Regions from separate parts of the Homo sapiens genome. Here region 1 is linked to region 2. A link is a loop called in an ENCODE intact Hi-C map of the cell type or tissue named here. Cell type or tissue: heart right ventricle. All regions are shown on one strand.

Region 1 (2,500 bases), 160 kb after region 2:
GGATCTCACTGTGTTGCCCAGGGTGGTCTCAAACTACTGGGCTCAAGTAATCCTCCTGCCTCTGCCTCTGAAAGTGTTGGGATTAACAGGCATGAGCCACCCCACCTGGCCCTATGTGAAATTCTTGAATTCATTCCCACCCTACCTCAGTGGTGCTCTCACAACAGAGAAACTATCTTATAAAGGAAATCCTATTTCACCTTCCTGCTTGAAATGTCTCACAGTTGCCCTGCCATCTGGCTCTGGTCTGCTTGCTCGATTTTACTCACTATCTCTCCATATCGGGCATCCTGCATTCCAGCCATACCAATGGCTCCCAGGGCCCTGCAGATTTATATGAAATCCATCGCTCCATGCCTGGGCGCTGTGGCCACGCTGCTCCCTGGTCACGGTGAGGCTGGGCATGCCTGGGCGCTGTGGCCACGCTGTTCCCTGGTCACGGTGGGGCTGGGCATGCCTGGGCGCTGTGGCCACGCTGTTCCCTGGTCACGGTGGGGCTGGGCATGCCTGGGCGCTGTGGCCACGCTGTTCCCTGGTCACGGTGGGGCTGGGCATGCCTGGGCTCTGTGGCCACGCTGTTCCCTGGTCACGGTGGGGCTGGGCATGCCTGGGCTCTGTGGCCACGCTGTTCCCTGGTCACGGTGGGGCTGGGCATGCCTGGGCTCTGTGGCCACGCTGTTCCCTGGTCACGGTGGGGCTGGGCATGCCTGGGCTCTGTGGCCACGCTGTTCCCTGGTCACGGTGGGGCTGGGCATGCCTGGGCTCTGTGGCCACGCTGTTCCCTGGTCACGGTGAGGCTGGGCATGCCTGGGCGCTGTGGCCACGCTGTTCCCTGGTCACGGTAGGGCTGGGCATGCCTGGGCTCTGTGGCCACGCTATTATTCCCTGGTCACAGTGGGGCTGGGCAGCTTCCAGAGCGAATGTGGACATATTCTTAGGCCCCACCTCACGCACTTCTTCAGAGAAACCTCAGAGGCTCCTCCACAAGCCACGGGTACCCCCAGATTTCCCTCACTCTATGCATCCCATGCGCCTCTAGCAACGCAGGACCACACTCGAGTAGAGCTGTCTGTGCCGAAGACTGTTTGGCAGACACTGTTTCAGATGCGTTCCAGACACTTAGGAGAGCGACTGACACAGAGCAGGGCTTGACTGATTACATCCCTCGCTCATTTCTCCCGGCCCCGTCACCTTAGTTCATGCCCAAGTTTTCCTCTTGTCGAATTCATCGACACTATCATTTCGTAATCTTTTCTTGTGCCCTTCATTTAATTTGATACTGTTACCAGTTATATATTTTTCACCCACAAATATGATCATTACTTTTCCTCTGTAAAGAAGCTCCAATGGTTCTCTCTCTTTCTCTCTTTTTCTTTCCCTAAAGAATTAACCCAAACTACTTAACATGATGATGATCCTGATGCTGATGACAAAAATAGGCATGGGTGGCCATTCATTCTGCCTCTGACGTGCCAGGCGCTATGCCGGTCATTTTGCAGTAATCTCATTTAATCCTAATGATAATACTCAGATGTAAGTGCTATTATCTCTTCCCCCTAAGTAGGGAAATAGGGGTCAGGAAAAGCCCAGGAGCCTGTTCCCCAAGACCAAGTTAGCACTACAGAGCTGGGAATGAATTCCAACTTTATGTGACTGCAAAGCTCTTCCATGCCCCCACACCACCCCACGCCCGGTTCTCCCTACTGTTCCTACATTCCAGACGCACCATCCAGCCTGCAATGTGCTTTCACACCATGTTCACCTGCAGACAATGCTTTCTCCATCTAATGCCCCTGCCTTCACCATGCACACACTGAAGTTGCCTAGAAGGGTCAGTCACACTCTACTCTGTGCCTTCCTTCTGCCTCGGCACTTGTGATGCTGCGGGATTATCAGTTTCCCCTCCCTCATCCCAAAGACTGAACAGTCACCAAGAGTAGCAAGTCGACTAGTCACCACTGAACATACGCAGCCTGGAGAATCAGAGGTGCACGGTGTGTGCCTTTTACATGAACTCATGCATACACCAAGAATGATAGTAATGCCTGCTCACATTTGTTTAGCATCTCCCACATGCCAGACCTCACCCTACACAATTAGAATACATAATCCATTCAATCCTCCCACCACTCTTTAGGATAATGTATCATCTTAATCCTTATTTATTTTTTCCAGAATAAACTTGTGATTCTAACAACTTCAACATAAAATAAATAACTTTTGCTCAATATCAAACTCTATAAAATCACTAAAATTGGCCCAATATCCTGGGTTTTTTAACTTGCATTATTTCTTCCTGATAATGACATTTAGGCCAGTCAAATCCTGTATTACCGTTTTAAACAAAGAAAAAAAGATTATGAGTTGCTTTTAAAATTCACGTGTGACAAGCAGAAAAAACTCGTGGAGGCAGTTTCAACATTTAACCTAAGTGTACTTAGCAACTACACTTAATAGCTTTTTAAAAAGCCTCGTTTTTAAAAAAAGTGGATCTTTCTTT
Region 2 (2,500 bases):
AGTACTATATACAAGTTATTACTTCTTTGATAATTACTATATGACACTAATTAAATGTGGTACAATTGAAGAGTACAGTATCTTAAGTCAGAAAAAAAATTCTAAGAAAAATTATATGGTTCCCTAAAAGCCATTCACTCTGGCTAGGAGAGGAGCTGTGACTCCCAAGACATATTCTAGGAGGACTATTAAGTGCTCACTGCTTCAGAACAATTCAATATCATTTGCTTACAATTCTTAAAGAAACTCAGGGACTTAAACTGAATAGCGACATCTTGGTTGTGAAAAAAATGCTATGTAACCTTCGCAGTGCTGGGAGCTTGAAATGTTCCATATTCCAACAAAAGCCATGATTTTGACATTGTTCTACTGTTTTATTGACTCGTTGCATTTACAAGTTTTGCTAATGATACACAGTCTACACTTACTAATAAATTATACTCACAGTGTTTTTAGTGATGTGACTTTGTTTCAATATTTTATAATAAAAGATTATAGGAGTAATTACAGACAATGATAGAAAAGTTTGAGGCATCGTGACAAAATAGTGCAAAAGCCTAAGTTATCCAAAAGATGTAGTGATCATAATTATAAAGACTGTGTAGTGTCCCTGGGAAATGCTTACAATGAGATACCAAGCAGTCAAAACGGAATCTAACCACGCACCTGTACAGTAGTTACAAAGGTATTACAAAGCTTGTCTCTGCATGAACACAGTAAAGAAGTCACACATACACAAACGACTACAATGGTGTTCTGGTATTGCGACTGTTTGTTTTTTCTTTCTTTTAAATATTATTTTGCTTTATTGTTGTAATGTTATTTTTGTAATAAATAAATTCAGAGAGAACATCCTACTATTAGACATAGGAAAATGCCTAGAAATCTTGAGATATTTTTCCTTCTTTATGCCAGTATTATATTTGGTTTACACCTCAGAAGTAATAGTGAAATTGGTAGAGACAAAATATTCTAGTAACCAATTTGCTATTTTCTGTTGAATTTAAAAATTTAATTCAATTTATATTTGATTCAATAGTTGCAATAGTATTAATTGAGATTTTAATGTCCATAAAATACTATTTTTCTCCAATTATTATTTAGATCATTATAGATGCATAATTGTTCGTGAAATGGCTTTGCTGGAGCTGGTTTTTAGGGTAACTGACAGGAGAGAGAATTTCCAGTAATTTCTCTTCTGTTTAGAGAGACATACTATTTCTTCTACAGGAAAACTAACCTCTGACTCTTTTAAACTTCATAGTTTCTAATGTTACACACTGAATGATATCATTAATTATTATAACTTCTGTTTTCAAGAATAGTATTTTGTTTTGCCAAGGGGAGATAGAAACTTCTCTTAGAGGAAACGAATCTGTTTAAGAAACATTATGAACAGCAGAGGGCAGCCAACTTACTAAATGAATAAGACTTGTTAGCTATGTAGCTTCACTTTGACTCCCACATTAAGAAAATATGTAACAAATGGATATACCAAGTCCTGATTTATAGTAATGCATCTCTATGATAGAATATGGAAAAGGAAGCAGAATATCTACCATCTTGCATCATACCTTAGAATGGCAGTTTTCCATGAATTATGCTTTTGTTTATTTAAATAGTCAATTTATAGTTACAATGGGCAACTATCTAGAATGCATGCCAATAGAAATTAGCAGAGAAAACACCCAAAACAATGATAGCTGGTAATTATCGATAACTTTGGAATGCAATGAAAGGCACATGTTTGAGCAGAGTTGTGTTAAAGGAAGTGTTAGTGGCAGAACTAGAATTTTCTCTTTGCTGTGGTTGCCGTATTGAATCTTTTAAGTCATGCAATAATTAAATGTCCTATGGTGACCTGGAGGCACTGCTAAGGAACACAGAAGCCTCGCAACAGTCAGTGACACACATACAGATGGTCAGTCAACAGATGGATATACACACAAATCACTAATCTCAGTAATTTAACACTTTCCATGTGGAACATGGACATTCCTTTGAGTACAGCACTAATATTAACACTCAGAAACTCATTTAGGAGGTATGATTATGGTTTACTCTAATTGCTCATAAAAGGCAAAAGAGCAAAGATACTGATATGCATCTTTCTAGCCTTGGTGTGATTTTTTTGTTGTTGTTTCTTTTCATTAAAAAAAAAAAAAAACCCACCAGCAAACCTCCGTTTAAAACTAACTTTGTTAGTCATCAGTGCAAGAGGACGTGTTCAAGAAAAGCTACAACTATAAATCACAAGTGATCCTTACTTAAAAGCTACCAAGGGTGAACAACTTTAAAAATTTTAGTGTTTTCTATAATTTAAAAGCATTTAATTGCTTTTGTGGTTATCGAGATTCCACTAAGTATTCTCAGTGAGGCATGTGCTTTCTATACGTTGTTCTAAACAAAAAGAAGTGCCAGGGCTATTTTGTTTTTCAAATTACGCTCATTCCATTTTAAGTTTTAATGACATTGACTACCGTGTTTTATATTTATTGTG

What was found. Hi-C counts contacts between places; a loop is a spot of excess contacts. Peaks named below come from ENCODE experiments on the same cell type or tissue, not always from the same donor. Only the 100,000 strongest peaks of a DNase experiment are listed, where the experiment ranks them.
Region 1: it touches region 2 in a loop (2.5-fold over the local background); 9 of 110 quality-filtered maps call a loop at or near these places.

What each region holds. Positions count from the first base shown.
Region 1 is chr4:185,796,096-185,798,595 of GRCh38, forward strand. The region is part of intron 1 of SORBS2 (sorbin and SH3 domain containing 2); the gene reads right to left. Among named protein-coding and RNA genes, the nearest start is that of SORBS2, 15 kb to the right of the region's middle. RefSeq lists enhancers at 85-601, 602-1,117. In heart right ventricle, no CTCF peak of the experiment used is centred here; a DNase peak (open chromatin) is centred at 1,074; H3K4me3 peaks cover 1,423 bases; H3K27ac peaks cover 2,097 bases.
Region 2 is chr4:185,639,609-185,642,108 of GRCh38, forward strand. All of the region lies in intron 13 of SORBS2 (sorbin and SH3 domain containing 2), which reads right to left. Among named protein-coding and RNA genes, the nearest start is that of SORBS2-AS1, 53 kb to the left of the region's middle. In heart right ventricle, a CTCF peak has its summit at 1,394 (motif pointing right); no DNase peak of the experiment used is centred here.